Linked DNA regions of Homo sapiens: region 2 is linked to region 1. The links are chromatin loops, found by intact Hi-C in ENCODE. Cell type or tissue: psoas muscle. All regions are shown on one strand. Each heading gives the region's core, and the rest is flanking DNA. Links, peaks and the distances in the headings are about the cores only. Region 1 holds the start of KLHDC1 (kelch domain containing 1). Region 2 has its middle 5.9 kb from the start of KLHDC2.

The links. A loop is a pair of places that touch in the nucleus more often than their neighbours do. Peaks named below come from ENCODE experiments on the same cell type or tissue, not always from the same donor. Only the 100,000 strongest peaks of a DNase experiment are listed, where the experiment ranks them.
Region 2: it touches region 1 in a loop (3.0-fold over the local background); 57 of 110 quality-filtered maps call a loop at or near these places.

Annotation. Positions count from the first base shown.
Region 1 is chr14:49,690,793-49,696,168 of GRCh38, forward strand. KLHDC1 (kelch domain containing 1) reads left to right here and starts at 2,328. Exons shown (of 13, transcript NM_172193.3): 1 at 2,328-2,498. The coding sequence starts at 2,403. RefSeq lists silencers at 2,473-2,522, 2,533-2,702. In psoas muscle, for the core only: no CTCF peak of the experiment used is centred there; DNase peaks (open chromatin) are centred at 2,289 and 2,659; H3K4me3 peaks cover 2,537 bases; H3K27ac peaks cover 2,105 bases.
Region 2 is chr14:49,759,550-49,764,932 of GRCh38, forward strand. No RefSeq gene overlaps it. Among named protein-coding and RNA genes, the nearest start is that of KLHDC2, 5.9 kb to the right of the region's middle. In psoas muscle, for the core only: no CTCF peak of the experiment used is centred there; no DNase peak of the experiment used is centred there.

The sequences.
Region 1 (5,376 bases), core at 377-5,376:
ACTCTTTGAACTATTTTTTCAACTTTTTTTGGTTTGCTACTTTTTATATTAAGAAATTGGAGAGAAAATAATCAATTCCAGTTGCCCAGCTTTCTCTCACAATCTGACCTCACAATTCCCCTTTTCCCATAAATGTTCCCAATCATAATTCTCTTTCTCTAATAAATTTTCAACTTCTTCTATGGCTCCTTCACCTGGCCAGCTCATAAAGTCCCAATACTTAAATGAACAATTATATGCTGATGACTCCAAAATCCCTATCTCTAGCCCTTAGCTCTCTTAGACTTCAAATCCAACTCAATATGCCTCCAAATGAACTCACCATTAGCCCTGCCCTCCCCCAAACCTGTTCCTCCTCCCATGTTCAATAACCTAGCGAAGGGCTCCACCCACCTCCCACCCAGTGACCAAGCTGGTAAACTAGGCATATCCTTGACTCTTCCCTCTCACGAATGAAAGTTCCTTGAACAACTTCCGTTCATCATTCAGTTCTTAACTTAGACTTTACTTTCTCTCAGGAACCTTCCCTGTCTTCCCTCAATCTGAGTTAAAGGGCCTCTGTACACCCAAGGTGCCCTGGACTTTTGCTATTTTCACACTTACTGCACGGTATGGTAATTGTCTGTTTGCTGGTCTATAGACTCCACCAGACTCTACAGTCCAGGAGGACAAATGCTCCATTTCAAAAATACAATACCAATATTACTAGTAACAATAAAGTGATGGAGTGAGAATTATGATTGACATATAGTTTACACTAAGTAAAATGCACATATCTGTATGCAGTTCAATGCATTTTGATAAATGTATACACCCATGTAACCACCACCTCAATCAAGATACAGAACATTTTAATCACTCCAGAACACTTCCTGTACTCCTTTCCATCAGTCCCCTCCCCCTCCCTACTCCCAAATGACCACTTTTCTGCTTTCTATTATCATAGATCACTTTTGTCTATCTTGAATTTCTTCCTTCCTTCCTCCCTTCCTCCCTCCCTCCCTTCTTCCTTCCCTCCCTTCCTCCTTTTTCTTTCTTTCTCTCTCCCTTTCCCTCTCTCTCTCTTTCTCTCTTTCTTTCTAAGGAACCTTGCTCTGTCGCCCAGACCGGAGTGCAGTGGCGCGATCTCGGTTCACTGCAACCTCCACCTCCCGGGTTAAAGCGATTCTCTTGCCTTTGTAGCTGGGATTACAGGCATGCGCCACCACGCCCGGCTAATTTTTGTATTTTTAGTAGAGACGGGATTGCCCAGGTTGGCCAGGCTGGTCTCAAACTCCTGAGCTCAAGTGATCCGCCTACCTCATCCTCCCAAAGTGCTTAGATGAGAGGCGTGAGCCACTGCAATCCAGTTACATTTGTAAAGTTAAATATGCATTTATCCTCTGACCCAGCAATTCCACATCTAGAACTCTACTCCAAAGATAGGCTTGTACAAATACAAAATAACATATGCATAACGTTTCATCGCAGCATTATTTATGATAGCCAAAAAAACCTGGAAATAACCGATATGTCCATCAATAAGAATCTGTTTGAATAAGCTATGACACATCCAATCGGTGGAGTGCTATGAAGCTATGAAAAGGACTGAGGAGACTGCTTGCTGTATCCTGATATGGATCGTCAAGTGAAAAGAGAAAGTTAAGGAACACTGTATATACTTCCTTTTGTGTAAGAAAAGGAGCAGATACTCTGTTTATTTGTATAGTCAAAAATAAACAATAGAAAGTATCATTAAAGTGCACCAGACTTAAGTGCCTTCTAATGTGATGCAATATGAAGTATTTTCCAAAAAAAAATCTGAACTAGAATCTAATAAAGCTTTTAGATACAGCTTCCAGCCTAAAAGAAGTATGGGGAAAGGATGCACAAGTTAATGAGAAAAGACACTGAGGAACCAAACCCAGAAGGTGGTACGGCTGTAGGAAAATAAGAAAACTAATCCATATAACAAACAAATGGCACAAGAGAGAAGGGAGAGAAGCTATTCTAGAGTAAAACAGACGTAAAGTCTTAAGAGGCGTTAACAACGAATTACGGTGCTGAACAAACCAACTATAGAAAAGACATTTTGAGATAATCAAGGAATCTGACTACAGACTGACTACTAAATGAGGCTGTACTGCCAAAACACAATTCCAAGAGAGAAGGAATCTGCGCGTGGAAAGCCCAGGCCCCTTGCCCACTGCGAGGAGCCAGAACGTCCCTCCACAGCCGCGCCGCCCCTGGCTCGACTTCCCGAGCGAGAGCCGCGGGACGTTGCAGACGCACTGGCTCCGCCTTCCCACCAATCTCGACCCTCGCCGCGTTCCGTTCGTGCGTGGAGCAGTCGGGGCTGGAGGCGAGGCCGCCGGGCGGGCAGGGGTTGTGGCGCGGCAAGCGGCGGGCCAGCGACGGCGCGAATGGCGGACTCTCAGCTGTTCTGTGTGGCGGAGGAACGCAGCGGCCACTGCGCCGTGGTGGACGGAAACTTCCTCTACGTGTGGGGGGGCTACGTGGTAAGGGGAAGAGGCGGGACGGGGTAGACTCGCGCCGGGAGACCCTCGGCCTGAGCGGACGCAGCGCCCGCCACACCCGCTCCCGAGGCTGCGGCCCAGGCCTGGCGCGCCCGGCGCCTGCAGCCCCCCAGCCCCTCCGCTGGCCGCCGCCCCCACAGCCGCGCCAGGGCTTGACGTCGTCCCGCCGTTGCTTCTTCTATTAAAGCCTCAGACCCGGCTCCGGGCCTCTTACCACTCTCCGCCCCTCTTTGCCAGCAATTCAGTAACCACGGTTTGCCCAATGCAAAGGCAGTTACAGCGCGATTAATTATTATCCTTAAATACTGGCGCAGACCTAGAAGGACCCGAGGACGCCGTGCTGTATCATTTTGTATATATTTCCTTATTCCCACGGCGCGATTCGAAATAAAATATCGAAATCACTGAAGCATTTAAATATTTATTTTCTTTTCTTTTTCTTTTTTTTTTTTTTTTGAGATGGAGTTTCGCTCTTGTTGCCCAGGGCTGGAGTGCAATGGAACGATCTCAGCTCACCGCAACCTCCGCCCCCCGCCCCGGGTTCAAGCGATTCTCCTGCCTCAGCCTCCCTAGTAGCTGGGCTTACCGGCATGTGCCATCATGCCTGGCTAATTTTGTATTTTTAATAGAGACAGGGTTTCCCATGTTGGTCAGGCTGGTCTTGAACTCGCGACCTCAGGTGATCCGCCCGCCTTGGCTTCCCAAAATGCTGGGATTACAGGCATTAGCCACTGTGCCTGGCTTGCATTTTAAATATTTCTAAGCTATTTTTAGTGGCGTTTCTTTACTAATGACTATTTTTTCTAGTCTCAAAATAGACGCATGTTAGCAATAATATGCTAAGAAATATTATGCTTTAAAATTCTTACTACAATGGAGGTTTGAGCGTATGTGTGTGTTGTGTGTCCATAATCACAGAATTATAGAAGCAAGAATGGTAAAGCTGGAAAACAGGAATACTATATGCCAACCCTCTTAGTTTACAGATTTTTTTTCTTAAGCCATCTGGAAGTTCTACTGATAGTAGAACCTACATCTTCTGTCTCCCTACCATTATGTGACAGACCTGTAACGTGACTGAATCATATTGAAATGACCAACATACAGGCATACCTCGAAGTATTGCAGAATACTTCGTATGACTGCAATAAAGCGAGGTCATACGAATTTTTTTGGTATCTCAGTGCATATAAAAGTCATGTTTACATTGTAGTGTGTTAAGCATGCAATAGTATTATGTGTAAAAAAAAAATGTACATACCTGGCTGGGCGCGGTGGCTCACACCCGTAATCCCAGCACTTTGGGAGGCTGAGGCGGGTGGATTACCTGAAGTCAGGAGTCCGAGACCAGCCTGGCCAACATGGTGAAACCCCGTCTCTACTAAAAACACAAAAATTAGCCGGACATGGTGGCGGATGCTTGTAATCCCAGCTACTCGGGAGGCTGAGGCAGGAGAATCACTTGGACCCGGGAGGCGGAGGTTGCAGTAAGCCAAGATTGCGCCATTGCATTCCAGCCTGGGCGACAGAGCGAGACTCCGTCTCAAAACAAAAAAACAAAAAACTGTACATACCTAATTTCAAAATTATTGCTAAAAAATGCTAAGGATTATCTGAGCCTTCAGCGAGTTGTATTCTTTTTGCTCATGGAGGGTCTTCCTCTATGTAGTTGGCTACTGACTGATTAGGGTGGTTGTTGCTGAAGGTTGGAGTGGCTGTGGCAGTTTCTTAAGACAAGACAATGAAGTTTGCCACATTGAGCCTTCCTTTCACAAAATATTTCTCTGTAACATGCAATGCAGTTTTGATGTGTGTGTGTGTGTGTGTGTGTGTGTGTGTGTTTTGAGACAATCTCTCCTGCAACCTCTGCCTCCCAGGTTCAAGCGATTCTCCTGCCTCAGCCTCCTGAGTAGCTGGAATTACAGGTGTGCACCACCATGCCTGGCTAATTTTTGTATTTTTTACAGGCGTGAGCCACCGTGCCCAGCCATGAAATGTATTTTCTTAAATAATAAGACTTGAAAGTCAAAATGATTCCTTGATCCATGGGCAACAGAATGGATATTGTGTAGCAGGCATGAAAAGATAAATCTTGTAGATCTCCCATCAGAGCTCTTGGGTGACTAGGTGTGTTGTCAATGAGCAGTGAGTGAGATTTTCTGAGCAGCAGTTCTCAACAATAAACTACTCAGTAAGCCATGCTGTCAAAGAGACATGCTGTCATCCAGGCTTTCTTGTTCCGTTGTTAGAGCACAGGCAGTGTAGATTTAGCATAATTCTTAAGGGCCCTAGGATTTTCAGAATGATAAATGAACATTGGCTTCAACTTAAAGACAGCTACTACATTAGCCACTAACAAGAGAATTAGCTGGTCCTTTGAAATTGGACATTGACTTCTCTCTAGCTATGAAAGTCCTAGATGGCATCCTCTTCCAATATAAAGCTGTTTCATCCACGTTAAAAAATCTATTGTTGGCCGGGCACGTTGGCTCACGCCTGTAATCCCAGGACTTTGGGAGGCCGAGGCAGGCGGATCACAAAGTCAGGAGATCAAGACCATCCTGGCTAACATGGTGAAACCCCGTCTCTACTAAAAATACAAAAAAAATTAGCCAGGCGTGGTGGCAGGCGCCTATAGTCTCAGCTACTGGGGAGGCTGAGGCAGGAGAATGGCGAGAACCCAGGAGGCGGAGCTTGCAGTGAGCAGAGATCGCACCACTGCCCTCCAGCCTGGGCGACAGAGTGAGACTCTGTCTCAGAAAAAAAAAAAAAAAAATCTATTGTTTAGTGTAGCCACCTTCATCAGGTATCTTAGCCAGATCTTCTGGATAACTTGCTGCAGGTTCTACATGAGCACATG
Region 2 (5,383 bases), core at 272-5,271, 69 kb after region 1:
GCTGAATTGACCCTTTTATTATTATGTAATGACTTTGTCTCTTCTTACAGTTTTTGTCTTGAAATTTATTTTGTCTGAATAAGTATAGCTTCTCCTGCTCTTTTGTTTGTTTGTTTCCATTGGCATGGAACATCTTTTTCCATCCCTTTATTTTCAGACTGTGTGTCTTTATAGGTGAAGTGCATTTCTTCCAGGCAACAGATCATTGAGTCTTGGTTTTTTTTTTTAATTCATTCAGCCACAACATGTCTTTTGATTGGAGACTTTAGTCTATTTACACTCAATATTATTATTGATAAGTAAGGACTTACTCCTGCCATATTGTTATTTGTTTTCTGGTTCTTTTGTGGTTTTCTCTTCCTCCTTTCCTTCTTGTCTTCCTTTTAGTAAAGATGATTTTCTCTGGTGGTATGATTGAATTTCTTGCTTTTTATTTTTTGTGTTTCCATTATATGTTTTTTTGATTTGAGGTTACCATGAGGCTTGCAGATACTATCTTAAAACCTATTATTTTAAGCTGATAGCTACTTAACACTGCTTGCATAAACAAACTAACAAGCAAAAAGTAAACTAATAAAACCTCTACATTTTAACTTAATTCCCCAGCTTTTTAATTTTTTGTCATTTCTATTTATTATTGTCCTATATATGTCTTGAAAATTTGTTGTAGTTATTTTTGACTAGTTCATTTTTAGTCTTTCTACTTAAGAGTAGTTTGCACACCACAGTTACAGTGTTATAATAGTCTGTGTTTTTCTGTGTATTTACTATTACCAGTGAGTTTAGTACTTTCAGATGATTTCTTACTGCTCACTGACATCCTTTTCTTTCTGATTGAAATACTCCCTTTAGCATTTCTTATAGGACAGGTCTGGTACTGATGAAATCCCTCAGCTCATGTTTGTCTAGAAAAGTCTTTATTTCTCCTTCATGTTTGATGGATATTTTCACTGGACATACTATTCTAGGGCAAAAGTTTTTTTTCCTTCAGAATTTAATTTTGTTTTATTATACTTTAAGTTCTGGGGTACATGTGCAGAACGTGCAGGTTTGTTACATAGGTATACACGTGCCATGGTGGTTTGCTGCACCCATCAACCCGTCATCTACATTAGGTATTTCTCCTAATGCTATCCCTCCCCTAGCCCCCCACCCCCCAACAGGCCCTGGTGTGTGATTCCCTGTGTCCATGTGTTCTCACTGTTGAACTACCACTTATGAGTGAGAACATGATGGTGTTTGGTTTTCTGTTCTTGTGTTAGTTTGCTGAGAATGATGGTTTCCAGTTTCATCCATGTCCCTGCAAAGGACGTGAACTCATCCTTTTTTATGGCTGCATAGTATTCCATGGTGTATATGTGCCACATTTTCTTTATCCAGTCTATCATTGATGGGCATTTGGGTTGGTTCCAAGTCTTTGCTATTGTGAATAGTGCCGCAATAAATGTGTGCATGTGTCTTTATAGTAGAATGATTTATAATCCTTTGGGTAGATACCCAGTAATGGGATTGCTGGGTCAAATGGTATTTCTGGTTCTAGATCCTTGAGGAATCGCCATACTTGTCTTCCACAATGGTTGAACCCCGGAGGTGAAGGTTGCAGTGAGCCGAGATTACGCCACTGCACTCTAGCCTGGGTGACGGAGCGAGACTCTCGTCTCTCAAAAAAAAAAAAAAAAAATTTATTCTTCTGTTTCCTCTGTGTATTTTCAAATAGCCTGTCTTCAAGCTCACCATTTATTTCTTCTGCTTGATCAATTCTGCTATTAAGAGACTGATGCATTCTTCAGTATGTCAGTTGCATTTTCGAGCTCCGGAATTTCCGCCTGATTCTTTTTAATTATTTCCATTTCTTTGTTAAATTTATCTAATATTATTCTAAATTCCTCTTCTGCATTATCCTGAATTTCTTGAATTTCGTTGAGTTTCCTCAAAACAGCTATTTTGAATTGTCTATCTGATAGTTCACATATCTCTGTGTCTTCAGGATTGGTCCCTGGTGCCTTATTAAGTTCATTTGGTGTGGTCACGTTTTCCTTGATGGTCTTGATACTTGTGGATGTTCATCAGTGTCTGGGCATTGAAGAGTTAGGCATTTATTGTAGTCTTCACAGTCTGGGCTTGTTCGTATCTGTCCTCCTTGGAAAGGCTTTGCAGCTATTCAAAAGGATGTGGGTGTTGTGATCTAAACTGTTATCTGCATTGGGGGGGATTCCGTGCCCTGTGAACTGTGGTTCTAGCAGACTAATAGAGGTGCCACCTTGGTTGTCTTGGATAAGATCTGCAAGAATTCTTTGGATTAACAGATAGAGACTCTTGTTCTCTTCCCTTACTTTCTCCAAACAAATTGAGTCTCTCCGTTCTGAGCTACCTGGAACTGGGGGTATGGTGATGCAAGTACTCCTGTGGCCACCACCACAGGGACTGTGCTGGGTCAGACATGGAGCCAGCACAGCACTGGATGTCACCCAAGGCCTACTGTAACCCCCACGTGGCTACTGTATAGGTTTCCTGAAGGCCCTAGGACCCAGGTGGCATGGTCAGCCAGGCTTTTGTCCTTCTCTTCACAGTGGACCTTTCTCTCTTTCTAACCCATTACACTTAGGTTACACCTTTTGTGATTGTGCCACAGTTATTGGATATTCTAGGGGAGTCTGAGGTGCCTTTTTTTTTCTTTTTGGTCTTTTTTCTCTTTGCGTTTCAGTTTTGGAAGTTTTATTGACATACCCTCAAACTCAGAGATTCTTTCCTCAGCTATGTCCAGCCTACTAGTTAGTTCATCAAAGGCATTCTTCATCTTCGTTACAGTTTATTTGATCTCTAGCATTTCTGTTTGGTTCTTTCTGAGAATTTCCATATCTTCTCTATTTACCTTACCCATCTGACTTAAGCAATCCTCCCACCTCAGCCTCCTGAGTAGCTGGCTGGTTCCACAGGCGCATGCCACTATGGCCGGCTAATTTTTGTATTTTTTGTAGATAACAGTGTTTTGCCCTGTTGCCCAGGCTAGTCTTGAACTCTTGGGCTCAAGCGATCTGCCTGCCTAGGCCTCCTAAATTGCTGGGATTATAGGGGTGAGCCACTGTGCCTGGCCATTACCCATCTGTTCTTGCATTTGACTACTTTTTCCATTAGAGGCTTTAGCATATTAATCATAGTTGTTTTAAATTCCTAGTCTGATAACTTCAACATTCCTGTCTTATCCGAGTCTGCTTCAGATGCTTGCTCATTTCTTCACACTGTGTTTTTTGTTGTCATTGTTTTTTTTGAGAGAGTCTCACTCTGTTGCCCAGGCTGGAGTGCAGTGGTGCGATCTTGGCTCACTGCAACCTCTGCCTCCCAAATTCGAGTGATTTTCCTGCCTCAGCCTCTGGAATAGCTGGGATTACTGGCATGTGCCACCACACCCGGCTAATTTTTGTATTTTTAGTAGAGACAGGGTTTTGCCATGTTGGCCAGGCTGGTCTCAAACTCCTGACCTTAGGTGATCCACCCGTCTCGGCCTCCCAAAGTGCTGAGATTTCAGGCATGAGCCTCCACACCCAGCCCACGATGTTTTGACTTTTATTATGCCTTGCAATTTTTTGTTGAAACCTAAACATGATGAGCTGGGTGAAAGAAACTCTGGTAAATAGGCCTTCTGTGGTGTGGTAGTAAGAAGTGTGGGGAGGGAAAGCATTCTGTAGTCCTATAATCATCTGTCTTTTTAGGAGCCTGTGCCCCTGGACTATCAACTTCACCCCAGTTCTCAGTTTTTCCCCCACTTAGGTGGAACAGAATGGCTAGAGGCGGCTGGAATTAGGTATTTTCCTTTTGCCAGGTAGAGTAGGCTTTGATAAAATAGTTTCTCCTGAGGCAGCCCTTGTTAAGAAGAACTAGCATATTTCAAAATGGTTCCTTTTTCCTTACCCTTGCTGGAAGCATGAGATAATTTTTCTCTGATATTTACTGTAAGAACCTAAGAGACCTCCTGGAGGTAAACTCAAAAAAGTGTGAGGATCGTCCTATGACTGGGTCCCCCGGAGTTGTGGTTTTGTTTATTTGTTTGTTTTTTTGATACAGGGTCTTACTCTGTTGCCCAGGCTGGAGTGCAGTCATATGATCTCAGCTCACTGCAGCTTCCTGGATATAAGCAATTCCTGTGTCTCACCCTCCCTAGTAGCTGGGACTACAGGCAAGTGTCACCAAACCCGGCTATTTTTTATATTTTTAATAGAGATGGGATTTCACTATGTTGATCAGGCTGATCCCGAACGCCTGACCTCAAGTGATCTGCCCACCTAGGCCTCCTAAATTGCTGGGATTACAGGCATGAGCCACCACACCCAGCCCCCTGGAGTTTTTAAGTCTAAAACGTGTTCACACTGAGCCTCCAACAAGTCATCAATTACTGTAAAGTTTTTATGCTCCCAAACTGGTAGCTCAGAAGGTTTTTGCTCATGGGTTTCTGCTTTGGTAAATTGTGATTCTCTGTATTCACCCATCTGTCTCTGCAGTTTGACAGGCAGTGGTTTGCACTGTGACCTCACTTCTCTGATTGATCTAAGAACAGTTGTTGATTTTTCAGTTTGCTCAGCTTTTTGTTTGTTGTTAGGATGGAGTGGCAGCTTCTAAGCTGTTTACATGCCAGACTAAAAACTGGAAGTCTTGGGCAGGGCACAGTGGTTCATGCCTGTAATCCCAGCACTTTGGGAGGCCGAGGTGGTGGATCACTTGAGTTCAAGAGTTCGAGACCAGCCTGGACAACATGGTGAAATCCCCCATCTCTACCAAAAATACAGAAAAGTTAGCCGGTGTGGTGGCACACGCCTGTAGTCCCACCTACTTGGGAGGCTGAGGCGAGAGGATCGTTTGAGCCTGGGAGGTGGAGGTTGCAGTGAGCCGAGATCACGCCACTGTATTCCAACCTGGGTAACACAGTGAGACCCCACATCAAAAGGAAGAAAAAAAAGAAATTGGAAGTCTTACAAGAGTATTTTTTTCAGCAAAAGATTTTTTTGCACACATTCTGGATTATGATTATAATGATAGCATTATCAATCATTGAATTTCAAATGACCTATAGTGGATTTTTAAGAATTTTATTATCTTTACAAAGAGACTTTTATTCTTAAACTAACTTCAATTGTCTCTTCTATTTTTATTTGATAAGATGTACAATTTATAGGCAGTGATTAAAAGGTTGGAGGTCCTTTGTTGTTTTTGTTAAGATAATTGAGGGATATTAAAATGAAGGAAGTGAAAATGTCTGAGTATCAATATAGATACACATACAAAGTAGGATAAGTAATGTACTCTAAAGTTGTCAAAGGCCTTGAAATTTTTTTGATTCTATCCCATTTAGGTCAAAATTAGAAAATTTTCCTCAAAAGAAAGTGATTCT